Regions from separate parts of the Homo sapiens genome. Here region 1 is linked to region 2. Evidence: chromatin loops called from intact Hi-C (ENCODE). Cell type or tissue: CD4-positive, alpha-beta T cell. All regions are shown on one strand. Each heading gives the region's core, and the rest is flanking DNA. Links, peaks and the distances in the headings are about the cores only.

Region 1 (14,543 bases), core at 4,335-12,334, 1.5 Mb after region 2:
AGTGGAGACACACACTTTAAAAAAAGAATTTTTACTAAAATGAAAACCAATGTATTTGTTAAAATTGAAAGAAAAGTGTGTTTCTGCCGCTCATAATGTCATTCTAAACAACAGTAGCAAACAGTCTAAAGGAAAAAAGGAAAAGTATTTAGGCATGAAAAGATTATTTTTCTCCTTTCAGTCTCCCAGAAGCTTTCTACCCTACTCTATATCCCTGAGAAAAATCACGAACCATGAGTAGTAAGTGAGCAATACATTTGGGAAACTACATACATTTCAATTTTGTACCTTTAAAATAAAAAGGGGATTAGACACATGAATTTTTTTTAAAAAACTATTTAAAAGGCAACCAAAAGAAAAATATCAACAAATGTTTTGTGAAAACTATGGCCATGGAGAAGGACACAGAGCTACGTATTTCTCCAGTCCTTCAGAAGGTACCACCCATCGATGAGGCAAAAGGCCCAAGAGAGGACAAACTGTGCTTAAGACCTGTGTCTATTCACAATTATTGGTTATTATGTTTCAAAACAAAAGCACCAAAAATTGACTGATGTCCTAAAGCTATACTTAAACTACAAACACAAATTACGAAAATATATTTCAGCAGCACCTTTGCAAAGATCCTCCTCTCATTTTCTATTAATTGTACTATATGAACAGTCAGACGTTCCAAATATACTACCCACTGTGAGGAGCTGCCCTAAAGCAAACAGAAGCAGGTCTCCTTGCCCCTCAACACACTATAAATGGTCCATATATTGACAGCTGTGAAGATAATTTCAAAATCTAGCCTCATCTACTCAACAAAAAAATATTACCCATACTGGCAACCATATTTTTTAACTCTGTGGTCTAGTCTATGTGTATGTATATATATTAATCATTTTCTACATGTATATATCTAAAAGAATTATTCTCAATTGACAAAAAAAGTTTTTAAAGTCCAAGAACAAGATTAAGAATAAAAGCTTTAGCATTTGGAAAAAGGTAAATTAAATCCATTCTTCACATCATACTGGAGAATAATCTCCAAATGAACCAGAGATCTAAAAAGAAAAAATGTAAAACTACAAAAGCACTAGAAGAAAACACAAATGAATTCCTCTATAACTTGAGTGTGGGGAAAACTTTTGCATGGCAAAAATCAATTAGTAGCAAAGTCAAAAGATAAATGACAAGCTAAGGGAAAATACTGCAGCATACATCACAGAAAAATAAGGGGAGTGTGAGGAGGTTGTATCTCAAGCTTACAAAGGACCTTGAAAAATCAGGGAAAGAGACCAAAAATGCTATCAAAAAATGGGCAAAAGACAAAAAAAGACAAATCAAAGAAAGTCATAATGGCCCTTAAAATATAAAAAATTGTGATACTTCATTCGTAACCATAGACATACAAATTAACACTACATTGAGATATCATTTTTCACCCAACAGAACAAGCAAAACTTCAAAAGCCTGAAATATACTCTGCTGGTGAGACTGTGGAAAAACAGGGACTCTCCTACAACTGTTGGTAGGAATCCAAAATAGTATAATGGAGACAAATTTGGCAGTATCTAATGAAACTGCATATGCATACACTCTTCAACCCAGAAATCCTACTTGTAAGAATTTACCCTAGGACAGAGGGGTCCAATCTTTTGGCTTTCCTGGGCCACATTCGAAGAAGAATTGTCTTGGGCTGTACATAAAATACACTAACACTAATGATAGCTGGTGAGCTAAAAAAAATTGCAAAAATTCTCATAACGTTTTAAGAAACTTTACAAGTTTGTATCAGGCCACATTCAAAGCCATCTGGGCCACATGTGGTCCATGGGCTGCGGGTTGGATAAGCTTGCCCTAGAGCTACATCTCCAACATTACAAAGGTATATATTCATAAGGTTAGTCATTTCAAGCATTATTTGTAACTGTAAAATACTGAAAACTACCGATGTCCAACTATAGGAGATTGTTTGAATAAATTACGGTACATACACTCATGAAGCAAAACTAAAACAGAATAAAGATAAGCTCCATGAACTGACAGGAAGTGATTTCCAGGAAATACCATTAAGTGAAAAAAGCAAAGTTAAAACCAACACACACAGTATGATACCTTTTGTGTAAGAAAGTAGCGAAAATAAGAAAATGTATATATTCCATTATGAATCAGAAAATGTATTATCATTACAAAAAGAAACAGGAAGAATCAACTAGAAAACAATGAAGTTAGTCACCTAGGATAGGTGGGAGAACAGGCTGGAAGCGTTATAAAGGTAAAGTGACATCTCTTTGAGTACCACTTCTTGTGTAGTTCTGACTTTTGGAAGCAAGTTCATCTTATACATATTTGAAAATAAAAGTAAATCAATAAGGAGTGGGGGATAGGAGATAAAAACCTAAAACAGAGGGCAAACTGGAACAAATGAACCCAAATGAATTTTAAATGAAAAGGGAAAAAGCAGGCACAGTATTTGACTTTACTGCCCCTTAGGGTGAAGAACTGAAAACACATCCTGAACTCTTATTCACAGGATATTTTTAAGTGGCATAAGCAAAACAACTGTGAAACCATTTCAGATATAGGAATGAGGAAAAGAGTAAATGTGTTGATGTAGCTAGGAATCAGGGTTCTCACTGTGGAAGAAGGTACACATAAACATAGAATAGGGTAGTCAAAAGGAAATCTGTAAGGATTGACTGCAATTTATAGTATATGTGCAAATTCACAGTGTCTAAAATACGTATATGCATGTGTATGTGCATACGCACAGTATATAAGAATAAATACATGTATATTTGCACATGCACTTACATGCATATTGTGTATATATGCATATATATTTTCTAGTTTGTCCACTGAAAGGATCTATAATCCAGATTTCATTTCCCTGCTAAAAGAAACAAAAATTCCTTGGAAAAATGACTGATACCAGAGCTTGAACAAATAGAAGAGAAAGTAAGGAAGTACTCCAAAGAAAAAAGGATAGGAACATGTCACAAAGACAGATTCAATGTGAAAGAGCTCTCACTGGGCAAATCACAATTTGAGGAACAAAAGTAATTAAGAAAATTAAGAAATATAATGAATTATAGACCATCGGGGTTAAAAAGGAGAACCCATTAGTTCATATTAATAACAAATAGAAAAACAAATACATGGAAGAGAGGAAAGGGCTTTTGCTTACAGTAGAATAATGAATGTCGACTTGTAACTGTGGAGGGAGCACTGGAGTTGGAAAATCATCCCTTTGAAACCATCAAAGTAAAAACTGGTTCAGGAAAGAATTATCAATGGCTACTAAACCTGACGACCTGAGTGGTGAGAGGAGACTGGATAAGGAATAGAATACTACATGGCCTTAATGTGTCTCTCCACAGATTGCTTAATAGCAAGAAAAAAAATAAAATAAAATAAAACCACCAGTAATTGTACTGTTTATGATTATGAACAGAAAAAAATCAAACACAACCTAGACCAGATGATCAAAAATTACCAATACCAATGCAGGGCAGAAGGCCATCATGTACACACCCCTGAGAAGGCCACAAAAGTCACTGATGTAGTGGTCCAGCTGGGAATGTATAACCTAATCCTAATCTTGAGGAGACATCAAACAACCCAAAATGAGGAAAAAATTAGATAAAAAATAAAGGGAAGAGAAATAGCATCTTGAAAAGTGCAAATTTCATAAAAGAAAAAAAGACTTTGGCTGTGTTCCAAATCAAAGACATCAAAGAAATATTAACAACAAAATATAATACCTGATCCTAGCCAGGAAAGGGAAAAGGATGCTGTCAAAAATATTAATATTACTGGGTAAACTGGCAAGACTGAAATATGAATATCAAAGTACTGTATTAATACATCTATTAACACTGAAAACAGTACTGTGGTTATGTAGAAGAATATATCCTCATTCTTGAGAAATAATTACTTGAAGGGTAAAGGGATGTGATGGATACAACTTTCAAATGATGCAGGAAAGAAAAGATTATGTAAATAGAAACAAATAGAACAAATGATAAAACAAATGAGGCCAAATGTTAACAACAGCTAAGTTAAGGATACATGCATGTTCTTTGTCCTACTTTTATTCTTGTAGCTTTTCTGAAAGTTTGATATTATTTCCAATAAAAAGTTTAAAATTTGGGGTGAGTTACTTAGGATAATGAGAGTGGGGAAGAAAAGAATATAGAGTATGCTGAGGGTAGGTGATATGGAGAAACTGGCAGAGAAGAAAGACTCACCAGTGAATTAACTCAACAATAAACAGAGAAAGTTATTCCATCAATTAGAAATTTATTGACCTTGATACTACTTCTTCCTAAGCATATGTGGTCATATTCCTTAAGTTAGTACATGGTGTAATAGCTGGTTGGCAGATCCCAATGCAGAGAGAGGCAGCTCAAAGTTAAGGGCATGAGCTCTGGAGTTGGACTGCTTGAGTTTGAATCCTATGAAACCAATATACTGTATAACCTTGGCCAAGTCACTGCACCTTTCTCTCTGCCATAATTTCCTCAAGCAAATTTTTAAAGTATCTCCATGTTAGTTGTTGTAAGAATTAAACTAGATAGTAGCATCAGAATGCATAGCATAGTACCTGATACATTTACTATTCAATAAACGTTAGCTCTGCATCATCACTGCCCAAGGGGAAAGATGGCTACAGGGACAGGCTCCAACCACAAAATGAGCCACAATGAGCTTGGTCAAACAAATTTAAATACAAGTATTTGCTGGGTATGGGCAAGATCCAGCAAAATTGAGTGGAAGTAGGAAAAAGTCTGCACAGAGTCAGATGGAGTTTTAGGACTTCCATAAAAAATTATCCCAATCATATGCACAAAAAACCAAGGTCACTGCCACAGTGACCAGGCTATCTAGCCCATTGATACTTTGACACTTTTCTTATTTCACACTTACTTATAAACCTCCATAAACCAACTCAAAGATAGGATATATTAACTATTTTCTCCATCCACATATACAGTTATGAATTTAAACTGTATGAGTACATTTAAACTGGATGAATACATTTTTTTGATCTTGTCATCCAAGTCTTTCTTTCACCAAGAGTTTTCCTATTTAAATAAACTATACAGCTTTACAACATTTCTACAATGTATGGTATTGCAAGTTTTTCTGCTACAAAAAAATTAGATGGATGCTCCCTCCTAGTGGTTTATCTGGAATAAAACCCATACAATTCTATCAGCATCATCTTTGAAGTGGCATAAGTGTTAAATACTAGCTATTACACAAGTATGTGGTTGTCTGTTGGCCACTATCCAAACACAATTAAAAGATTATCCATTTACTCTTTTAGCAAAAATATTACCATGACCTTCATTAATATAAATAAGCAACATCTCTACACTAGCTTAAAAGTTAAATAAAAATACCTGTTCCAACAAATGGATCAAAGACAATATCATTTTCTTTCACTTTTCCATGGTTAGCCATAATGAATGACAAACCAGCATCCATACTTGTATTTCCAATAAAGTGTCTCTTTTTGACACTGTATGACTCAATAAGCTCTCTCTGTCCATCTGCAATCTAAATCAGAGATATTTCTTATGTTAGTATAGCCATACAGAATAGACTTAAGATAATCACTCACAATAAGACCATTGTATTTTGCTGATAAGAACTTCTTTCCACTTATTACTGCTCTAAACTTATTTATTTAAAATAATGTAATTGAGGTAGTTATGAACAAAGCCTTTTATTGCTTAATGTCATTCCATTTACTTTTTCTTTTCAAAACAAGTATGAACTGCATTTGAATGCAATTACTCCAGAGGTAGGTGTTAAGGTATGCCCATTTCTTTGTTCTCCTACATAACAATAATCTCTAACATAAGTCACAACTTCCACTCACAGCTTCCAATCACCCATTTAAAGCCTCAGAGAAGTCGGCAGAACTGCTTTACAGTAATTCCATTTCTTTTGGAATGGAAGGCCCAGATTGGGAATCTCCACAAATGAGATTCCTCAACTACCACAGCACTCTGTGTTTTCTCTGCTTTATAAAAAAAAAGAAACAAACAAAAAAAAAAAAAACAGTCCAGATGTTCTGGTAAGTCTTGTTTCAACATTTCCAGGTATACCAACTCCTCCCTATATCTAACAAGCCTCTTGCACTTCATTTAAGAATCTCTGGGAAAACACAAAACAAAACATAATCACATACTCTTCACCAATTTTAATCCATTCAGTAGTTCTGACTCTTCAGCTGCTTTAAAGTTCTACATAGGAGTCAACAAAAGGCCTAATAAGTAGCTTTCAAAAAAACAAACTGACATAGGTAGAAAGAAAACTTGCTCACCCATCTACCAAAATAAATATTATGTGGATTCTCAGGGATGCAGTTTGGGTCTAAACCATAATCCTCCAAAACAGAAAATACATGTTGCGGTTTCTTTAAATTCACTTTTCCTTCAAATGGCAGAAATTCAAGTGCCTAAAAGAAACAAAAGAAATGCTGATGTCTTATAATAATTTACAATGAAAAATGGCGCTTATCTAATAACATTACCTTGTAAGCCTGGAGTCAACATTAAATAAAACATGAAAAGCACTTAGCACAAAATGTGGTACAAAATAAACACTTCACAGACATTAGGTATTCCTATATATCAACAATGGCCAGACTGCATTCATCATGTAGGTTTTTTGTTTTGCTAAATTTACTTACATCTATTCGCTTGATTTTCTCTTCTTGTGTCAATGTCTTATTAAAAGTGTGAATCTTTATTTTATATGTAGAGTCCGAATGTAGAAATGGAACCTAAAATAAAAGGAAATCAGTTTTTTGAGTATTTTAATTCTACAGAATCTGCACGCATGCCTATATAAAACCACATTTTACTACGCACCATCTTCTCCACAGGGTAGTTTTTAAGAGAACTGTACAGCTCCTCAGGAGATTGTCCATGACCCCATAGTTCAAATATAGACCTAGGAAATAAATGATTGGTACTAACCTCAGTAAAGAACTTAGTTCACACAGGAATACATACAGTCATTTTACTAGTTCTTTATGCACACTCCACTGATTATTGCCTATGTTTTGCAAAGTATAAATGAATCGGTTATTTTAGATAAATGGGTAAAAAGCTGCAGAAAAGCCAATTATTCCCAATGTCTTCTCCATAATACAAAAAGACTAATGACCAAATAAAAATGTTATTAACAATTAGCTGGCCAGGCACAGTGGTTAACGCCTGTAATCCCAGCATCTTGGGAGGCCGAGGTGGGTGGATCACTGGAGCCCAGGAGTTCAAGACCAGCCTGGGCAACATAGTAAAACCTTGTCTCTACAAAAAAGGCAAAAAATCAGCCAGGCATGGTGGCACACACCCATAGCCCCAGCTACTTGGGAGGCTGAGGTGGGAGGATCACCTGAGCCCTGGAACTTGAGACTAAAATGAGCCAAGATCATGTCACCGCACTCCAGCATGGACAACAGAGTGATACTCTGTCATGCATGTGCGTGCGCACGTATGGACACACACACACAATTTTAGTAACTAACTTACCCAAAATGTTGAGGTCTAATAAGGCATATTCCTAGGTACTTGTTATATTTTTCACCTTTTTGTCGCATGCTCAAAATATTTCATGTTAATAATAAATTAACTTTCAATCCCTTCTAACACAGAAAAATTTGAATTTAAGTTGGTTTTGAATCTATGCTTTTATAAAAGTCTATCTTCATTCTGATACAGTTAAATTGTAATTTTTTTCCTTTGCAAATGATTTCTTCCTTTTCTATTGAATTTACAGAGAAAAGGCTTCTACAATAATATTAATCTCACTTAGCTATCACTTAAGGTATACCTCAGCTACACAAAATATATAGATAATAAAAAGCAATTAAAAATTATATTATACAACTGTTAATTGTGCCATTAATCAAATATATGAATTAGAAGAGTTATGAAAGAAGCATACAAGTTCTTAGTACTCCAGTGGCTATTTTAAACCTAACAAGCAATTATTCAAAAAGAGTTTTTTAAAAGTTATGTTTCTGTTTTCTAGTCATTTTTATTTCATAATAAGGCCTGTTAACGACCTTCACTGTAAAAGATTAAAGGCTGCAGGTAGTTCTCAATAGGATGAAGTTAACTAAATATTGGGTTGTGTCCAATTCCGTAATACAACAATTACATATGATGATATAAAACATCGCTAACCATGTTAATAAAACTAGATATATGTAAATTCTTATTTGCATTGCATTAGCAAATATAATTTCTACAGAAAGTTTTCAGCAATCTGCCAAAATGTTCAGGAAGAAAAAGCAGCTTAAAGATAACACAAGCTGTTTGATATTTAAGATGCTAGTTAAAAATACAGTTTAATTTTCAAATCTGATGACAGAAAATTTTCCAACAGTATAAAGAAAAAAGAAATGAAAGAAAAGAAAAAAAAAGTGGATGCCAATGATAAAGTCTAGAAACACTGAGGATAAACAATGAACAGCATCATTACATTAATTCACACCAAGATTTGGTACTCATAATTATTTTCTCTACCAACTGAAACAGTAAAACATGTCTCACGGCAGTCCTCACTTTTTGTTACCTTACACTTCACTAATCTGCTCATCCAATTAAAAACCATCTATGAAAAAAGTATTTTTGGATTTTCAGCACTTTGGTTATAATTATATGTGGCATCTATCCTGCGTAAGAACATAGTGTTTATATCTCATACTATACTCCCGCATAATACGGAAGTTTTAAAAAATTATTCTAAAACAAATGTGTCGACATTTCCCCAGAGATTCTTTCATCCTTGGTTTCGGCAGGTAACCCTCCTCTGGTCCCCCACCGCCACCCAGTGGCAGTTGTATGTAACTGCAAGCTAAACTGAGCCTTCACACTGCCCAATATAGCAAAAAACAGGATTGAGTGGTTATGAGAAGTACCAGTATATTCATGCAGGAGAACATAAGTTTCTCTTACTTGGCACACACTGTCCGTTTCATCAAATTTCTTGCAATATCTTCAGAGGGAATGCTAAGAATCCAAAATGGTGACTAAAAGAAATAACAATATGCAACTTAATTCTAAGTGGCTACATGGCCTCATATGCTTTTATTCAAGAAGTCAATAAGGAGAAGTGCCTATTTGCTACTTTCATGTAAGAATATCTGATCTGACTGTAACCAAAATAAAAATCGTTCCAATAGTAAAAAAGTAAATTAGAATAATATAGTAAAAACATTTTTATAATGACCCTATAAACGAATATATCCTCAAATGAAACATTAATTTTGTATCTGCCCTTTTATGTAGCTTTACGAAAGGAATTAATGCATATTATATCCCAAAGTATAATCTTGAAATTCATCATGGCTAATCATCCCTTATAATACAGCTATTTCATTTTTAATTTCTAAGTAATGTATTTCTTAGTTGCTACATGAGACCTTTTTCTAGGTAGGTGTGGCCATCTGAGGGTGAAGGAGGGGCCCTTTGAAACAACTATGATAGAAAATCATGAGGTACATTATTAAATTCTCATTAGCTTTTACTATTTTATATTTTATCTAGGGGAAAAAAGCTCCAAGTGCATCAGGGGTGTTTTCCCAATCCTCTATCCCAACACCCAAGATTACAGGCACTGGTAAGCTGCAGCCAGATAACCTCTTGCCAGAACACAGCAAAATCCAAAAGGATCCTGACCTCATTTCATCACCCTTAGCCAATTATATCCGCACTCTCCTTCCTTTCCTCCTCCCCTCAATAAGTGAAAGTCATTCAGGAATAAAAGTCCAACACTACAGGACTTTCAACTTTAGCTCTTTCATCTTTTGCAAGAAATCCTTCCTGTCACACCTAGCTTTTTTCTTTTTTCTTCAACTTTTAAGTTCAGGGATACCTGTGCAGGATGTGCAGGTTTGTTGCATAGGTAAACGTGTGCCATGGTGGTTTGCTGCTCAGATCAACCCATCGCCTAGGTATTAAGCCCAGCATCCATTAGCTATTCTTCCTGATGCTCTCCTTCACCAGACTCCACCACCCCCAACAGGCTCCAGTGTGTGTTGTTTCCCTGGACATGTCCATATGTTCTTATTATTCAGCTCCCACTTATAAGTGAGAACACGTGGTGTTTGGTTTTCTGTTCCTGCATTAGTTTGCTGAGGATAATGGCTTCCAACTCTATCCATGCCCCTGCAAAGGACATGATCTCATTCCTTTTTATGGCTGCACAGTATGCATGATCTCGTTCCTTTTTATGGCTTCCATGGTGTATATGTACATTTTCATTATCCAGTCTATCACTGATGGCATTTAGGTTGATTCTATGCTTTGCTATTGTGAATAGTGCTGCAATGAACATATGCATGCATGTATCTTTATAATAGAATGACTTATATTACTTTGGGTATATACCCCGTTTTTTTTCTTCCAATATTTACCCTACCCAACAGAAAAATTCAAAATAATCCAAACAAGAAAAAATATTTTCATCTTAGTATTACTTTTATTGAGAAAATTTTTAAAGCAACCTGAATAAAATGAAATGGTTAATTATGGTAGAGCTAGTCAATGAAAAATATTATGTAGCTATGTTAGAGATAAAGGCCAAGTAACAACTTAGGCCTATATTGACACTATCAGGTGAGAAACACAGACTACAGAAGTAGAATTACAATAGGGAAAAAAAAGTACACGAAAAAAAAAAAGACTGGAAGGCAGCATCCCCAAATTATAAGTCACGTCAAGAAGGAACTGCAAATTATTTTTTCTATTTTCCAAACTTCTGTCAAACACTGATATAGTTTTATGCAAAATACAAAGCTCATAAATTCAGTCTTATACAATGCACAATTTCAAATTTTAAAATGATTCTCAACACGAGCCCAACATTCTGCCAAATTCTAAATTCAAATTCTAAACACAGCTCACCAATGGAGCACAGCCCTTTTTTAGGTGAAAGGACAAATTATGACACAACTGTTGACTAAAAATGTAAAACAAATAAAATACTAGAAATAAATCTAAATTACTTAACAAAACCACAAATTTTCCAAAAATATCCACTTTATTCCACTGCCTCTTGAAACAGATACAAGTAACCATACAAATATAAATTTAAGATATGCACTTCTTCTCTTCAAACCCAAGGCTCTATTTCTAAGTATACTCCATATGGTCTAATGAAAATTTAACTTACCTTTCCATAAGTTTCTTGACTGCTGGCAAACTGACCTCCAAAAAGCAAAAGCAAAGACTTTATTTCCTGTATTGAAAATATTACAGAGAAAATACATTTTAACAAAAAGGAACTAAAAATGTACTAAGGGAGACAGGTATTACATGACTAAAAAATAAGAGTAGGCTGAAGATCTAACTGAGGCATTTAAGCTTCAACATCAGACAATTACAATTTAGGGTTCAGAAATAATCTAATAATAAAAACCACAGGTAAGTAATTTCTGAGAAATTTTCGACAACAGAAGAGTTAGCAAACACTTGATCAAAAAATTCCCTGATTTTGGAAAGGAAAAAAACAGGTTACACAAAGTGCAGATTAGTAAGACTGACGATTGATGAATAAAGTTAAAATGAAAATCAGACACATGATTTGAAGATGTTTGGAAAAGAAAAAAATAATCAGCCAGGGCATACCACTATGTATTCATTAAGCACAAATAACTATCTCATCTTCTTTCTGTGTAAAGTTACAGAACTAGAAACAGAACTAACATAATAGATACTTTAAAAGCATCATTCATGCAAAGTTGAAATCTGTCCAGAGAGTGTTTATATTCTTTGAAGCAATCACTTTGTACTGATAAACCCAAATAATTATACAAATTTTATAATTTGTATGACTAACAAGTTATCTCCTTAAATCACATAAAACAGGTAGAATCACACTCTTCCATATAGGTCTCATGGAGGATGGAACCTAATGAGAGGTAAGTGTTCCACTGCTGGCTACCTACTATCCCCTTTCCTCCCAACCAGAAGGAAGAGCCTTTAACACCAAGCCCACCGCCATCAAAAGGGAAACTATACCCAGACCAGGAAGTCCCCCACTCCAAGACCAAGAAGAATGAGAAGTTCAAGCTACTAGTGCCATTTCTATTTTGTCTATGCAACAAATCATTTTTTAAAATTCAGTGTTAGAAGGGGCTGAATTCAGTCCAATCAGATGGATCGACCAAGAACTATCACAGACTACTGATAAATCAGTGAAGGCAGCCCAAAGGTTATTTTGCAGCAAGGAAAACACAAATCTGAATAGGAGACATCATGAGACTTAGAAATTAAATAGACCATAATCTGATTTTCAGCTCTTCCAAATACTAGCGATGTGGCTTTATACAAGAATCTTAAATCCTCCAACTTTTAGTTCCCTCAAATGTGAAACAGGAATCATAGCTACCTCATCAGGTTAGGTGAACTATAAAGAGAGAAGCATAGAACCTAGGTGGTTATTAAGGGAATCAAAATGATGAGGACCCTGATAACTGTCCTAGAAGTCCAGTGGCTCAAGAAGTCAACCAAGACTGATAGAGTTATAGCACTTAAAAGAAAAAAAATAAAGTTATAGATTAAATTACTTCATCTTGCATGATTGTTGTTTGTTCTATATTAAAGCATATTGTAAAGTCAGTTTTACATTTAAAACATCCAACTATAACCAAGTTAAAACACCAAAGTTTGCTGCTCCTGGAATATACTGTTAAAAAGCTGCAACAAGCTAAAACACAAAGATCCTAAGAGTTAGGTGGGGAAAAAAAGTGAAAGATTAAAGTTTTATGGCATAGCATTATCTCTACTACCCAAAGCTTAAGCAGCCACCTAAAACTGAGAATAAATATGATAACCCAAGTTTCAAATTGAAAAGCAAAACATGTTTAAACCACTTCATCAATCTACTTGGAAAAAGCAAAACACAAAATGTTCATTAATCTTATGGCAAATTCAACTTTCCAGTTGAGACTCTTTCTATATTAGGAATAAAAAATAATTTATATTGAACATTGGATATAAAAATGTAGCATGATCTGGGGCATGTGTGATGCGTTAATTCCATGAGCTTTTCTATTATTTCAGCTACTTGCTTTTTCATCCATTTAAAAGGTTGCTTCAGGACAAGCAATAAAACCCAGGAGTTTGAACTTTAGTAAACACTATTTAGTACAATAAGTACTACATTAAGTAGCTGCCAACTATACTTAGCCCTGATTAACTCTATCAGAGGTAAAACTGGACCACACTTATATTCCTGATCTCTCATTTTAATTCATAAAGGCAGCCATTCATTATAGCTTCCTTGCTTATCAGTTCTAATGCAGTAGCTGGGCCCAAAAGGATAGACTGTCCTTTGCATTGCCTTTCCCAGAAGAGATTCTATATCACTGATTTTAATATTTTAAGCAGCCAGGTATGGCGGCTCCACCTGCAATCCCAGCACTTTGGGAGGCCGAGGCAAAGAGATAACTTGAGACCGGGAGTCTGAGACCAACCCTGGCAACACAGTGAGAGCTCCCAAGACCCCCTCCCGCCCCCTCACACCAACACTCAGCCTCTGATTAACACCCGGCTCCACAAAAATAAAAATAAAAAAATTAGCCAGACATAGTGGTGCACCTGTAGTCCCAGCTACTCAGGAAGCTAAGGTGGGAGGATGGCTTAACTTGGGTCTTTGAGGCTGCAGTGAGCCACGGTCACGCCACTGCACTGTAGCCTGGAAAACAGAGAGAGAACAGTCTCCAAAAAAAATTTTTTTTTTTTTTTTGAGATGGAGTCTCACACTGTCACCCGGGCTGGAGTGCGATGGTGTGATCTCGGCTCACTGCAACCTCCACCTCCCAGGTTCATGCGATTCTCCTGCCTCAGCCTCTTGGGTAGCTGAGATTACAGGCGCACACCACCACATCTGGCTAATTTTTTGTATTTTTAGTAGAGATGGGGTTTCACTATGTTGGCCAGACTGGTCTCGAACTCCTGACCTTGTGATCCGCCCGCCTCAGCCTCCCAAAGTACTGGAATTACAGGAGTGAGCCACTGCGCCCGGACCCCCAAAAAAATTTTTAAGCAACTAATATGTGCAAGTCCCTGATCTATGTAAAAATACACACACATTTATCTTAGGGAAATTATGGTCTAGTAGAACCAACAAAACCACCTCACAACTGAAATGTAAAGTGTAAAAAACAGTACATGTTCTTAAACAGGTAAAAGCAAAAAAGTATTAGAGTACAAGAGAGTAAAAGATTACTTCAGTTTGAGAAGTAAAGTTTCATGGAAACTGCCTCAATCCCTGAAAAAAATCTAACCCAATGACAGGAATTCAACTTCCAGGTATGGCAAAAGAGGTAATTCAGATTAAGCTTCTTGCTGAAAAGAACTAGAAAAGCTGGCCATCTAATTGAAGGCATAGAAAGATAACAAAAATTACCAAACCAACATCCAGGAGAGGACAAAAATTCCAAGGTGGAGCCACTTTTTCCCTGAGACATTTACAAATCCAAAAACAGCTGCAAGAGTGAACAGCCCTTCTGAGTGCCCGATAGA
Region 2 (16,204 bases), core at 4,403-12,402:
CAAATCTCATTACTCAAAGTAACTGTAAAAAACCAAGGCACACAAAAAATTCTTAGTCATTTGAGGCATAAAGGTCTTCAAAGCAGCTTCTAGAAACAACCTTTTAAAAATTCTTTTTCTGCCTTTCTGGTAACTCCAGCCCTTGTAATTATCATGCAGGGTGGATACAGGAGGATTGTCAGCCATCATCTTGAACCTGATGTTAAAAAACATGGCCTACATATATATACCGTGTATCATTTCCCCAAGAAAACATCATTTGGGTGTGATAAATAAAATCCCTTTTCTCTCCAAGTATGAGTTGCTATTTTAACTTTTAATCACTAGGTGGGGATAAGTTACATGGAGAAAAATAAAATGCATACTTGGGCCAGGACTTAATTTCCTAGAAACCTTGAGTTTCAGATACCCCAATTGCTTCATTACTCCTCTCAACAGCCAATGGGCCAGGACAGCAAGTCATAGACAAACAGAAAGGTAACCTTGAGATGAATGACAGTTTTAAATTTTAGGACAGGAGATGTCACTAAATATCATATAATCCAAAACACTCATTTTACTTCCTAGAATACTGAGGTCCAGCCTAGAGACAATGATTTACCCAGAATCACATATTGGATCAGGAATAGAACCAGACCTAGAATGTAGATTGTACAGTTCTTTTATCTGGCACTTTTATTTGCAAGGGTAGTGCCCTATATGTAAAAGACTGCATCAGCCAGGTGCTGGGGCGCACATCTATAGTCCCAGGTACTCAGAAGGCTAAGACCGGAGGATCACCTCAGCCCAGGAGTTTGAGTCCAGGCTGGGCAACACAGCAAAGCCAGCCCCCTACCCTCTGCCACAGTCCAGTCTTAAAAAATATAAATAAATAAATAAATAGCTTCATCAGTGTACATCAGGAGGGTGAGCAGAGGATTGTTCTGGCCATATAGAAGAAGAAACAGTTCTAAGGAACACGTGGGCCTTTCCACTAGTGGAGTGACTGCACCAGTGAGGCCACCAACCCACCAGCAGGAGGTGCACAGCTGCCTTCTTGAAAAAAATTTCAGTCAGCCCAAGAAGTTACTGGGTTGGTAAATCTTAGCATCCACAGTGTGTGTCATTGAAGACTATCTGTTCTGAGGCTTTGCAGAATTCTGAGATAACTTTCTTGAATTTGACAGCTATAGAAGAATGGCATTTGCAGACATTAAAAATATATTTAATAACACGTTACTTATATAACATCTTCAGTATGATTGAAAGTAGGGGAGTCAGGGTAATTGGCCAGGCTGTCCAGGGCAGAGTCATGTTAAACCAAGTATCCAGTTCCTGAAAAATAATGTAACCCTTCATACTATCATATCTTTAACACTGAGTCATAATAATGAGTTGATGTGAGAGTATAGCATAGAGAAAAAGACTATGGACAGATTTAGAATTGGTCTGACAGATCAGCCAGCTTTTACTTTGGTAATCAGGGAAGTGGGTCAGGGAAATCAGAGGACGAGTTGAATCAAACGATGCAAATAAGAAAAACTCCAAACATGAGGTGCTGACAAAACCGATCTGGGTTAGGGACCAAAGTGCTAATTGATGTCCGCTGAAGAAATAAAATGAGAATATAGGTGTCTGGGAAAGGAAGAAAAAAGAACAAAGATGAGGTGCAGTGGTGTAGATTGAAGGCGGCATTCATATTCGTTTTGAATTTGGAACTTAGTCTAAAAACATGTTAACAACTGAAAAAAGAGCTTCTTACAGCTTTGCCGTAAGAAACTAATTTATTTCAAAAAAGCATTACAGATTTTGTTAAATGCCCTTGTTACACACAGGGGCAAATTTCCCACGCCAAAACAAAAATTCATGAATAAGCTTTATAGATAAGATTTGTCTCCCTCCTCTCTCAGGCTCCTATGATACCCCCAAAATGTAAAAGAACACCATCCTGCCAAAAATGTGATTCAAACAATGAAGATATTTCACTGTGGAGGACACGAGGAAATCTACTACTGCAAAACATACATCAGAGTGGTAAATCTTTGAAAAATAAGTCATTAACATGCGCAAACGTACAGTGATCCAACTGGAAAAATACTTGTTATTCAGAGAGAATAATAAGGGTGCTTTTTTTTCCTAATTAGTATTCAGTGTTGATACAAAATTAAACATTGTTTCTTAGCAAGGTTCTTTTTCAATATCAAAAAAGGAAAATAATTCATAGATTAATTTGAATAAGAAGCACTTTTTCAGTATACTTGCTAGTTTTCAGTTCTTTTGTAAAAGAGCAGTTTATTTATATTCATATTTTCATTTTGAAACCACTTAATCCAATGCAGGATAACATTTTTAAGTGAGTTACCATTGCAGATATGTGATAGGAGCTGAGTTTTTAATATAGTATTTCCATCTGTCATTATTACTTAAGGGAGGATTCATTTATATTTTAACACTTGAGAATTAGAAATGATAATTTTTAAAGGAACTATTTCAAGTTGGTTGGCTGAGCTGATTTTTTTTTTTTTTTTTTACTTAGTTCTCATTGAAATTCAAAAGAACTACCAAAAAGTTAAGGGAAATCAGAGAAGAGTGACTTCAAGCAATTTCTGGAAGACATGATACTGATGAGATTAAACTTAGTGAATGGCAAACCACCCAGCAGTTTATTAGCCCACCTGGAAAGCCAAAGGACAGCTTTCAGAAAGATCTGAAAACCCAGTGAAGTTCTGCTTGGCAAGAAATACAGGCAAGCCTAGCCTAAAGAAGGGGATGATGGGTGAGAAGGGGAAAGGGAATTCTCAATCTTACCTTACACCTATCTTATGAAAGTGCATGGAGGCTTGTTCACAGGCTCTCCTCCTATCCTGCACTCGGCCCAAATAGTATATTAGTAATCAATCCAATAGCAACAACTATGTTTGATTGAAAAACAAAAGCAAAGACAAACCCCACTATTTCCATTACAGTCATGAAGAATGTGATATAAATGACACTGCACCATTACCTACTCTTTTTCAGCATTGTTTAGAAAGCTTTAACCTAGAGAAAGAGAGAGACAGAGAGAAAGAGAAAAAAAGAAACAGGGATAGAAGGAAGGGTGGGGAGGGAAGAATGGAAGGAGAAAGGAAATCAGTAGAGTATAATTATGAAAAAAGAGTCAGTCAGGCATGGTGGCTCACGCCTGTAATGCCAGCACTTTGGGAGGCCAAGGCAGGTGGATCACAAGGTCAGGAGATTGAGACCATCCTGGCCAACATGGTGAAACCCCATCTCTACTAAAAATACAAGAAAATTAGCCGGGCATGGCGGTGCGCGCTATAGTCCCAGCTATTCAGGAGACTGAGGCAGGAGAATTGCTTGAACCCGGGAGGCAGAGACTGCAGTGAGCCAAGATCATGCCACTGCACTCCAGCCTGGCGACAGAGTGAGACTCCATTAAAAAAAAAAAAAAAAAAGAAAGGCAAATTTATTATTATTTACAAGCAATAAGATTATTTATTTAGAAAATCCAAGATAATCAAATAAAGAACTGTCAGTGCCTATGAGAGAATTTAGAAACGCAAAGTGTTTCTGGAAAAAAATAGAAAATTAAAGACTTTTCTATATCTGAGAAAAATAAAGAAAGAGGAATCAGGTGTGGTGGCTCATGCCTGCAATCCCAGCTACTTGCGAGGCCAAGGCAGGAGGATCACTTGAGACCAGGAGTTTGAGACTGCAGTGAACTATAATCATGCCACTGCATTCCAGCCTGAGTGGCAGAGTGAGAGCCTGTCTCCCTAAACAAACAAACAAAAAAAGAAAGGAAAGAAACTAAAAAAGTAAACAAGACATTTGTCAATAGTTTAAAAACAAGCAGATACACAGAAGAAGAAAAAAAGACAAGAAATTGACCCAAGCATTTGAAATAATTTGGTATATGATAGAAGTATAATTTTAAATCAGTTTGACTTTCGAATAATGCATTGGGCTAAGTGACTAAACATCAAGATAGACCACTACCTCAGAGAAATATATTCTACATCATAGAAAAAATTGAAAGGTTTTTATAAAGAAAAGAAAAATCCATGTTAATGAGTTAATGAAAACATGTAAATATAAAAATGCTAGAAAAAAATATTGATGAACAATCCCAAATTGGGAGAAAACTATCCAGTTATGTAACCAAATGCAGAAACCAATAATTAATTTGTAAAGAAGATTCTTTTTCATTAAAAAAATTATTTGTTTTTTGTTTTGTTTTGGTTTGGTTTTGGTTTGAGACGATCTCAACTCACTGCAACCTCTGCCTCCTGGGTTCAAGCAATTCTCCTGCCTCAGCCTCCCGAGTAGCTGAGACTACAGGCATGTGCCACCATGCCTGGCTAATTTTTGTATTTTTAGTGGAGACGAGGTTTCACTACGTTGGCCAGGCTGGTCTCGAACTCCTGACTGCAGGTGATCCGCCCTCCTCGGCCTCCTAAAGTGCTAGGATTACAGGCGTGAGCCACCTTGCTCAGCCAAAAAAAAAAAAAATATATATATATATATATATGTGTGTGTGTATATATATGTGTGTATATATATGTGTATATATATGTGTATATATATGTGTATATATATATGTGTATATATATGTGTATATATATGTGTATATATATATGTGTATATATATGTGTATATATATGTGTATATATGTATATATATGTGTATATATATGTGTGTATATATATGTGTGTATATATATATATATATGAAGTGAAGGTGGGAAAATGGGATAGGGATAGGTAAATGTTAGTAGTGGTCTCTCATGGCCACGCATTGAGGCTGAAGAAAACGTGTTGGAAATGTAGTTATCCAATTTTCTTCTTCATGATATGCACTGGATGAGTCCCAGAGGAGACTGATGGCATGTGATTGATACGGTGTTGCATAGAGGTAGACATATAACCTGGGACTATGCACTGTAGAAAGGAGGGTAATGGAGTTCCGTGCTGAACCCACCGAAATCTAGAATTTATTGGATGTCCTTAATGTTGGGACCCTTCCCATTCAGAGTAAATGATGAAACCTGGTGTTCTGCAGGTGACCTTAGCAGATGAAATATTTCCAGGGAATTCTACTACAGGCCTCCAGATACATGTTTCTTAGCTTTGGAACAAATATGGTACTGCTATAATCAGCCCAAAAATACTTGGACCTGAGACCATACAAAACAGATTAGTGGAATATACTATGTAGGTAACTAATGATACTGGCTGTTTCACAATGTTGTGCAGATTCTAGTATGTCAGTTGTCAGAAGAAACCAGAATATAAAAGACACAAGTAGAAATTTGGGTTGTTCAGGAATCTCTGAAAATGTGTTTCTCTTCACTTATTTCTCAGATATTTATGTCCCCCAAAGCTCTGGCTTTGTGGCGATCAGGGCTAGGAAAGGACTGGTAAATGTTAGTAGTGGTCTCTCATGGCCACGCATTGAGGCTGAAGAAAACATGTTGGAAATGTAGTTATCCAATTTTCTTCTTCATGACATGCACTGGATGAGTCCCAGAGGAGACTGATGGCCCGTGATTGATACGGTGTTTCATAGAGGTAGACATATAACCTGGGACTATGCTACTGTAGAAAGGAGGGTAATGGAGTTCAGTATTGAACCTCTCTTTCCTCATCACACTCACTAGGAGGCCAGAATAATATGTAAAACAATAATATGATTTAGGTTAAATCACATCTGCTAACCTATATTAAAATATCAGAAATACTTTTTCCTGCCATATATGAATCATGTCCAAATAATCAAGGGGTCCAGGGCCTCTCAGCTAAGGCCTTAGGGCCACTACCTACCTACCCTGTGACTAGTAGGCCCCTACCCTGTGACTAGTAGGCAATAAGCAAATGTTCCCTCTTGGCCCACCATCTCTTCTCTCCTCTGCTCTCAACTTCACATGTCTCTGGATCCCTCTTGCTCCTGCCACAGGTTTATGCCTCTTCTCTTCAGTGTGCCCTGCTTCAGATTGTGAAGTGTTCTGATATCATCCATCTCCAAGGTTCTGGAGATAGGAGTGAAGCTGTGAGTAGAAAGTGAGGACCTAAGAGGGCCTCTTCCTCTCATGTCTCCTGGGGTTACTAAGCTAAAGTTGTCTCTGCCTCTTCCTGTGATTTATGTTGTATTTCCAAAAGCTGGCTTTTAATCCAAGATTTGTCTTAAACTTAGCCTCAGAAAGAAGGGTAGATACAGGAAACATGGTCATCAAGGGTTGCAAAAATCCCAATCTCAGGCTCAGGGGGTGGAAACAGCAGTTTAATAAAGAGGCTTGTCTCTCCACTGGCAACACTCCCCAGGTGAGGAAGAGGTTTGGTGGGTTCACTTCTTGGTAAATGACACATTTAGAAAGGAATCCAGATGCCAAATAAGGGGAAAGAGAGAGAAGAGGTAATAGAGTGGAATAGAAATCTGTGGTCCTGCAGAAAACTTGGATAGGTGTGTGCAAATGTATAGCAGCAAGTTCTCCAGCGGGTGTTGGTTCTGTGTGTTTTCAGCAGGAAACTAATGACTGAAGAAAATGTGGGAAATGTATGTAGAGAACATGGCAGTTTGGAGTTGATTCTCATGCAAAGTCCACAGGGTGAGGGTGGGGGATTTTGTCTGTATTAGGGGCCCCATCAGAAGGCATCCATTTGAAAAGTTCACACATTGGGATGGCCCTCCATGGAGGGGATAAAAAACTACCTGGAACCAAAGATTTCATCCATAAAATGGATTAAAGCACATCTTCTCCACCCCACTTCCCCTCTTTAAATTACTCTAGACAGGCTCTGTGAAACAAGACTGCTCTGGTTTTATCTGATTTTCATTATAAACCCAAGTCTGCTAAGGGCCAGGGTCCTGTGGGCATCGGAGATTCATCTCTCCTTTTATAGGTTACCCCTGACGTAGAAGTTTCATGGAGGCTGTTGTGCTTCCAAATAAACAAGCCCAGCCACAGCTTTCCCAGGCTCACCTGGGGAAGATGATTCCACTGCATTAGATCTTGGGGGTGGAGGACCCTTTACAGTATGGCGAAGATGAGCAGACATACCTTTGCCTTAAGTACATCTGCTTGAATAATGCTCTAACAACACTTAAGCTGATTTATCTCCTAGCATCTCTGAATAATTTGCTAAGCTGTTCCTGGTTACTGCCAAGAACAGTGTAAGTTATGTCTTGCCATGAAGAATTGGTGAATAATAGTGTTCATTCGGTTGTAATATGCAAGCCCATGTAAATATGCCTACAGGAGGCCCAGGAATCCTGCATCCTGCTTGGATGCAGGAAAACCCACCAGTACGCTTTCCTCAATCAGGGCACTATGACCAAATGCCACTCTTTCAGGCTCCCCCAGATCTTGAGCCTTGTGTATGTGAATGTTGATTCTTGCTGAATCTCAGGAGATTTCTAGGACACCTACGGATTACTCTGGAAGGAAGGAATGAGATGGAGGGGAGCAATATTGCTTTCTATATTCCAATGAAACATTCTTAGAATTGTCATTAATGTGGTACATTGTTAAATAACTGCTAAGAAGCCGGATGATTTCAATAAATATTCCAGATATATTTAAAATATATCACCCACATGGCTATACTAAAGAAAATATGTTAATGACTACACGTATACATTTTATATTTTAAGACTCCATTTAAAAAAACCTTTTACCTCAGTAAAACTGTGATTTATATTCAAAATATGTCTGATTTTAAATCTTACCACTCAACGGATTGCACTCATCAGCCCTTAGTTTACAATGTGACTAAAAACTGCTCCTATGGTGGCATTTGATACAGAAAGGGGAAATTAAACTAATTTTTTTAACAAGCTGGAGTAGCAGCTCTTTCTCACCTGAGGACGGATAGAATAATATTTCCACACACCAGGAAATATTGCTACGTCAAGGGAAGAAAATATGTTCAAATTACCTCTTTTTTCATGACTTTTTCCCTTGTTGATCATATCAAGGTTTGAAAAACTTCATCAAATAACTGAGGATTTGTAAATATTAGCCAGCTCCCAGGGATATGGGTCATGATATGATGAATTTTCTAAAGATATGTAAAAGACCTTGGTACACATCTAGTGCTCCCAGTACAAGCTTATTGATCACATACACTATGAAATATTATATCTTCTAAGTCAATGTCAGTTTATACTAAATATCATCAAATAATATTGGACTAAATATAGTCTTTAAAATATTCATGGTTGAGTGCTCAATTTTTTAATATATAAGCCTGTCAGGAATCCCTCACATTAAAATTATGTTGTGCTATGTAGACCTGATAAATGCTAGAATCCCGCTGTTGTAAATCACACATTTGTAAAAGAAAGGGGAACATGGCTACATTGTATTAAAATATTTGTTGGGTACAGAGTGAACATGTGGATTCAGAACCAAGCTGACTGCCAGCTTAGAGCCCTGTGACTCCCTATTTCCTATCCTAGTACCAAAGTGGCACAGCAGCTCTCAGGGCTGGCCCTGGAGTAAGCAAGCATGCCCTCCAGATGGTAGGCTAATGAGACCACTTATTTAACTATGTTTTGCCTCATTCTCAAGAGCACCTATTTGTCTCCTAGGAAGAAGGCTCACATACCAGGCTATCTGTTGCAAACCTTGACATCTGGTTCATTTCATACCATAAAATGAGAGCAAATGAATATTTTATGCAAGATAATTTATCCCAAATTTTCTAAATTTCAAAGTTATTGTGACATCCACCTTAAAAACGTGGGTTTTGAAAACATTAATTGAAATGATCCTTTAAATGGCTGCTATTCTCTTACTGGGCCCATAAAATATGTAAATATGTGGTTATATAGTTATTGCCAATTTATGATACATTTGTAAAGATTACATCAAGAAAAATAAAACTTCGAATATTAAATACATATTTAATGTATAATGCTGAAATTCTCTAGATTATCACTAGATGGTAGTATACAACATTAAATACAGTCTATTCCCCTGATTGTGCTGTTCTCTGCTTCAAGCTCTTTCCAAATGGCTTTTTAATGATCACAGATTTAATTATAACTAATATTTAATATCTTCTCTAGACACTGATCAAATAATATTATAGTAACTGAGTGATCTTGGACAAGTCGCTTATCCTCTCTGTGCCTCAGTTTCCTCATCTATGAATTGTAGTGCACAATCCCCCATGTAGCCTCTTGATGTTGCCTGAATATACCAAAGGTAAGCCTATAACCTAAAAAGTGACTCAGAATCTTTCCCCAGGGTTTTTCAAACTGTACTTAGGAGTAGCTAGTACATCCCTGGTAGTGGGAGCAGCACAATGTAAAATGCAGATGCTGGAGGAAGCAGGGCAGGAAGCTGCCCTTGAGTAGGAAAAAAAAAAAAAATGAAACTGAAAAGCAGAGAGGAGCACAGACAGTATACTGAGGTAGAGAGTGGGGGGTTCGGTGGGAGAGAGTCCTGATCATGTTGATTCCCTGGTTCCAGCTATTCCTGGAAGCCATGATGTCATTCTTCCAGGAGTTGATTATTCATTCATATTATTTTTCTTTCTGCCTTTCTTTCTTTCTCTTTCTTTCTTTCTTTTTCTTTTCTTTTCTTTTTTTCTTTCTTTCTTTTTTTTTTTTTTTTGGAGTCTCACTCTGTCACCCAGGCTGGAGTGCAATGGTGCAATCTCGGCTCACTGCAACCTCTGCCTCCTGGGCTCAAGCGATTCTCCTGCCTCAGACTCCCGAGTAGCTGGGATTACAGCCACACGCCACCACACCCAGCTAATTTTTGTATTTTTAGTAGAGACATGGTTTCACCATGTTGACCAGGCTAGACTTGAACTCCTGACCTCAGGTGAGACACCTGCCTTGGCCTCTCAAAGTGCTGGGATTACAGGCATGAGCCACCGTGCGCAGCCACATTCATGTACTTCTTTAATCAAACTTGATAAGAAGGCGTTTCTCCAATAAATATTCACTTTTGCCCCAGCTACTTTGACTAGGCTTAGTTACTTTAACCAATGCAATTCTTACCAATTCTTTCCCAGGTGAGAAAGAGATGCTACTCTAGCTCTTAAAAATTAGTTTAATTTCCCATTCCTGTATCAAATGCCAGCATGGGAGCAGTTTTATTCACATTGGTAAACTAAGGGCTGACAGAAGCTGCTCACTCATTCTGTCCATTGAGGAATAGTGGAGCTGTTTAAGTCCTTACCCACGTGGTCTATTTCAAGTTTAACTCCCAGCTATACATTTAACACCAAAAGAGGAAAAATGCAAAGAAGGGAGAAGACGAAATAAGGAGAAGTTCAAAGCTTTGGCTCATTAGAACTAATTAGAATCTTTTTTTTTTTTTTTTTTTTTTTTTGAGACAGAGTCTTGCTCTGTCGCCCAGGCTAGAGTGCAGTGGCAAGCTCTCAGTTCACTACAGCCTCTGATTCCTGGGCGCAAGCAATTCTGCTGCCTCGGCCTCCTGAGTAGTTGGGATTACAGAGCCCCCGCCACCACGCCCGGCTAATTTTTGTATTTTTAGTAGAGATGGGGTTTCGCCGTGTTGGCCAGGTAGTCTCCAACTCCTGACCTCAGGTGATCCGCATGCTTTGGCCTCCCAAAGTGCTGGGATTACAGGAGCGAGAATCTTAAAGAGATACACGGGCCGGGTGCAGTGGCTCACGCCTGTAATCCCAGCACTTTGGGAGGCCAAGGCGGGCGGATCACCTGAGATCAGGAGTTGGAGACCAGCCTGGCCAACATGGTGAAACCCCGTCTCTACTAAAAACACAAAAATTAGCCGGGCTTGGTGGCGCATGCCTATAATCCCAGCTACTCGTTAGTCTGAGGCAGGAGAATCGCTTGAACCCAGGAGGCGGAGGTTGCAGTGAGCCGAGATGGCACCACTGCACTCTAGCCTAGGCGACAAGGAGGAAAACTGTCTCTCAAAAAGAGAGAGAGAGAGAGAGAGAGATACACCTGCCCAAAAAACTCAAGCACTTTGAAAATAGGTATTGCCATTTAAAACCACAACTTCAATCCTAAAAATCTAGATACTTCAGTCCTCCCAGACATTTTCCTAGTGGGGATTTTAATAGTTTTGAGGGTAGGTGAGTGGTATAACTTTATTCTATTAACTTATAGAGGTCCTAATTTGATGTTTATAAACTGATGGTGTTGGCTGGGTGCAGTGGCTCACACCTGTAATCCCAGCAATTTGAGAGGCTAGGGCAGGCAGATCACTTGAGGCCAGGAGTTCAAGACCAGCCTGGCCAACATGGCAAGACCCTGTCTCTACTAAAAATACAAAAATTAGCTTGGCGTGGTGGCATGCGCCTGTGGTCCCAGTTACTTGGGAGGCTGAGGCACGAGAATCACTTAAACCTGGGAGGCAGAGGTTACACTGAGCCAAGATCATGCCATTGTACTCCAGCCTGGGCAACACATCTGGAGTGCAGTGGCATGAGACTCTGTCTCAAAAAATAATAATAATAAAAATAAAAATATGTTAATTAAACATGTTTTAAAAATACAGTAAACTGATAGTGTTAACATATATTTCCCAGGTACCTAAATTTTCAGAAATCCAAGACTAAAGTACGTAGCAGAAATTACCAGGGGTTCTAATCCAGTACAGAACCTCAAAGCAATAAGCCAATTTGGAGATATTCCTACCTCTCTCTCAATCTGTCTGTCTTCTTTCTCCCTCTCTTTCTCTCTCTTTTCCTCTCCCCCCTCCCTGTCTGTCTTCTCTCTCCCTTCCTCCCTCTATCTCTTTCTCTTAGTGTTTATATCTCTCTGTCTTTTCTCTCTCTCTCTGGAAAGATGTTGGATTTTGGAGTCCACTATGGCAATGAGCTGCTTATGAAGGCAGAATCCTAAAATGGGGACACAGCTAGCAGGGTAGGGCCACAGAGAACCTCAGGATTTATTTGTTGGTTTTATGACTCCTTTAGACCCAGCAGGAACATACCCTAAGCTAATCTGGATCTGTACAGAGCCGCTCCTCTGCTGGCTAGTATACAGATCAAATGGCAGCTGCCTGATATGTGGAGGAGAAATATGAAGTATAAAAAGTAAGAACGTGGCTTAAAAGGGACAGTCTTTTAACAGTGTGTCCATTCACCCTTCACTAAGTCATTGCAATAAAGAATACTGTGGGTTCGAAATGATTAAAGAAAAAATTATCAATAAGCCATGGCTGCCCACCCCACTCCCGTTCACAACAGTGTCATCTTCCCCAAACAAACGGAACTTTCCAAGTTCTCCTTGTTGTGAGTGGACCCACATTTTCCAGTTCTCAAAGATCTCAGTATTGGGAATGTCTATGAAATACCATTTTCATCCTCCCACTATAGTTAATCTGGCCAATTCACATTTTCTCCCACATGAAAATTATAACATTTTCTTCATTTCCATAACTATTTATGTAAACCCGATTTCAGTTTGGATTATAGCAGTCCCTTCTTTACTCTTTCTTGTCTTCCTTAGATTTATCTAGCTTTCTGACTGAAGATAATCTCTATTCCCTTCCTCAGGTATCTGCAGTGTGTTCTTGCTGATTTTCACACCAAAACAAAACTCCATTTGGAATTTGTAATCTCCATCAATGCTTTTTGTTTATTCATGCATTTATATTTTACCCATACATGCATTCATTTATTCAAATAAGTTAAAACTTTTTTAGTGTTTACTAAGATCCTCTATCCTGAGTCTTAGGGATACAGCAGTGAAAAAAACAAAGCTCCACCATCATGGAGCTCCCACTGTAAGGCGAGGAAGCAGACAAGTAACAGTATATCAGGTGGAGAATACTGCTATGAGAAAAAAAATAAAGCAATGTAAGAAGAGTAGGGATTATTGAATGGGTGGAAATTTATGTAAAGAATTAAGATTATATTCTGACAATCAGAGAAGGTGACATTTGAAACGAGACCATAAGGAAGTGTGAAAAGCAAGCAATTATTTGGGGAAAGAGAATTCTTATCAAATGGAAAACGATGCTTCAAAAATCATGAGTCATGAGTGTGCATCTAGTATTTGAGGAACAGTAAGGAGGTCAGTGTGAAAGAAGACTAGAGAAGGTCAGAGAGAGTGCAGGAGCCAGAATTGGTAGGGCTTCATGAGAAATATATATACCAATATGGAGAGCTTCCTGAGGAATATATATATACCTTGGGTTTGCTATGGGAGAGATCCCAAGCCATTGTACAGGCTGAGCTAGGAGCATCATGATCTGACTAACCTTTGAAAAGATGACTCTGGTCACCATGTAAGCTTTACTTATATGAGAAGGAGAGCAAAGTTAGAAGCGGGGAGACTCTTACAGGCACCATAAGATTCTCCCTTGGATTGTGTTGGTAACAGTGAAAGTGGTGCCAAAAGGGTCTCTTCTATTAGAGAATTATTTTGCTTATAGGTCTGACAAGATTTCCTGAATAACCAAAGTAGGATATGAGAAGAAAGAGAGGAGCCAAAGATTTTTAATTGAATAATTAGAAAGTTGGCATTTTCACTAACTGACATTGGAGAACTACAGAAGATGTCCAAGTACTCCATAATAAAAAGATTCTATGTGTTTCAGTTTGGCCTCCTTCCTGGACTTACTCTGCATCTCTCATTTCCTTTGCTAAAATTCATCTGCCCACCCACAACACTCTTATTCAATCAAGAACATTTATCAGCCACTCATAATTTGCAAAGCCCTGCATTAGAAACTGAAAAGGACATCAAAATATGTTATGTGACTCCACAAGTTTCTAAGAATTTATGTGAGAAAAATAATGTTTACCTGGAATAATATAAAAATATAATTCAAATATGCAAAATTATCTTGATAAATAACCTTTTATGAGCAAAATTAGTGAATAGCCACAGACATACAGTAGGGATATAACTATGAACAAGAAATGACTGCTCTTAGGAAGTTTGTAACATATGCTGAAAGTTCAATAAGTGACATCCATGTTTCCTGGTTGGAATGTAACAGTTTTTCAAAATGCATTAAATGAAAAAATGAAACACCAGAACTAAAGTGGGAAGAGGTCATTGTCAGCCAGGGGAATTAAATAAATAGGTCAAACCTGCAGTTCCTGCAATACCAGCTTGCATTTTACTGTTTCATGATGATTTCTCTAACTAAATGCTTCTCCAGCAAGTTTCCTCTATACTTACATACTATCAGCACTAGTCTGATTTTCACTTATGTTTATGTTTGCTTAGAAGTATACATTAGTTATGCTCTAGAATATCAATTTGATAGCAGGAGCTTCATCATATTTAATTTCCCTTGAGCTTTATAGATGCTAAATAAATATTGTGAAAAAGTTACAACATATACTTGAATATTACAAAATGTTTTACATTACTTAAAATCGCTTTCATAAAAGGGGGAGAGGGTAGGGAGTCTTTCCAAAAGTCCAGAAAACTTCCTTCTTTGGGAATATATATCTTTTGCAGCCCAAGATAGGAATCCACTCAGTGTTCAAGAGAATCCGTCAAGTACTTGTTCCCTAATTTTAGTTGTCAGATTTTAAGCCAGGAAGTGGTACTATTTCCACATATTGTGTACAATTTCAATCAATCATGAGATGTGTGATGTAAAGATCCCTTTTATCAGGAACTGCACGTTATTTTAATTTCTTCTAAAATAATTCTAATTTAAATTCCCACTGAATACTGGTTTTTCTAGCCTCTTCAGTGGGAGTGAAAACTACACTTTAATTTCTTCTAAAATATTTCTAATTTAAATTCCCACTGAATACTGATTTTTCTAAGCCTCTTCAGTGGGAGTGAAAACTTCACTTGACGTGCAGTCAGATCTATATTTTGTTCCAACTCTGTGGCTCATTCATCTCCATGCCTGGTTAACTCAGACTAGTAGATTTGCTCTCTCATCGATAACACAGAGCAACTAAACCCTGCCTTTGTCACATAGCACTGGATGGTGATGAAAATTTTAAAAATAATAATAACCATGTATGGAAACGCTATCAATCGTGAAGCATTGTACTAAAATAGAGTATTTTTGTTTACCAGTAAAACCTGCTAATATGCCAGTTCTGTCTTCTGGCAAGATGCCTTTGGTCAAAATGGGGCACTTATCTAAAATGGCGGACAGCAGTTTGTTACTTTGCTGATTTTGTTTCTCACACTTTAGGAATTGTGTGTGTGCATTTCAAACAAAATATCCTTTAGATTGTCTCAGGCCATCAGTGACATTCATAGCATGAAGTTTTTGTTTTTAAAGATGCCAAGATTGACAAAACATGATGAAAGAAATTATTGCACAATGCTGATGTTTTCCATTTGTCAGCCACACTTGAGTTTCTTAAGCAATATTTGAGATCATCATAATGTAAACTGAAATATCATTTTTATTGTACTTTTTATGCAAAAGAAAAAGAAAAAGCCAAAAAAAGATAGCAAAGAGAAAAAACATTGAACTGAAGGAAATTGCTTCAAACACAGATCAAGTAGCTGAAAATACATAAAATGTAGTTAGTTACTTTGATGGGTAGATTCAGTGAACATTATAGTTCTTTTTGCCTTCTTCCTCTGTTTATTCATTTCTGTAACCATTTTATATTCTTCATTTCTAAAGGAAGCATAAAAGGCTTTTAATATTCTTTATTTGTAAAAGAAATTTAATATGATACATGAAATAACAATTAGAATTTATAAAAGCATTCAGCTTTGTGATAGAGACAAAAATCAACTAGTTTTAGTTTCCATACATAGCAATAAATAATTGGAAAATTAAGCTGAAAAATAGTTTGCTTATAATTGAAACAAATATTCTGGAATACCTGGACATAAAACTAGAAGAAAAGTGCAACACTATAACAAAAAAACCTGAAACATTATTAAGGACCTTTTTTTAAAAGCCTAAATCAATGTATAGATTATGCAAAAATACTCTAATTTTTAAGGACATTAATTTTCCTAAACAAATGTATGAAGTCAGATAATCACAGCAAGATTTTCATGAAACTTGACAAACCAACTTTAAAGTTCATTTGAAAGATAAAATAAAAATAAACAAGAAAAGATTTAAATAAATAAGAGGGAATGCCCTACCAGATATCAACATGGTGTATGAATTCATGGTAATTAGCATACCATATATTAGCATAATAATAGATTAATCAACAGACTAGATAGTACGAAAAAGACTCGTACTAATATTGGAATTTAGAATATTAAATAATTAGTATACAGTTAAGAGCATGTATTCTGGAGCCAGAGTGCCTGTGTT

The links. Peaks named below come from ENCODE experiments on the same cell type or tissue, not always from the same donor. Only the 100,000 strongest peaks of a DNase experiment are listed, where the experiment ranks them.
Region 1: a loop joins it to region 2, with 26 times the contacts of the local background. A loop is called at or near these places in 6 of 110 quality-filtered maps.

What each region holds. Positions count from the first base shown.
Region 1 is chr6:125,990,467-126,005,009 of GRCh38, reverse strand. It overlaps TRMT11 (tRNA methyltransferase 11), which reads right to left. Exons shown (of 13, transcript NM_001031712.3): 2 at 11,188-11,253; 3 at 8,970-9,043; 4 at 6,876-6,957; 5 at 6,695-6,787; 6 at 6,326-6,460; 7 at 5,397-5,553. Among named protein-coding and RNA genes, the nearest start is that of TRMT11, 11 kb to the right of the region's middle. In CD4-positive, alpha-beta T cell, for the core only: CTCF peaks have their summits at 8,647 and 8,849 (motif pointing left); a DNase peak (open chromatin) is centred at 8,839; H3K4me3 peaks cover 303 bases.
Region 2 is chr6:127,532,220-127,548,423 of GRCh38, reverse strand. No RefSeq gene overlaps it. Among named protein-coding and RNA genes, the nearest start is that of SOGA3-KIAA0408, 21 kb to the right of the region's middle. In CD4-positive, alpha-beta T cell, for the core only: CTCF peaks have their summits at 8,729 and 8,928 (motif pointing right); no DNase peak of the experiment used is centred there.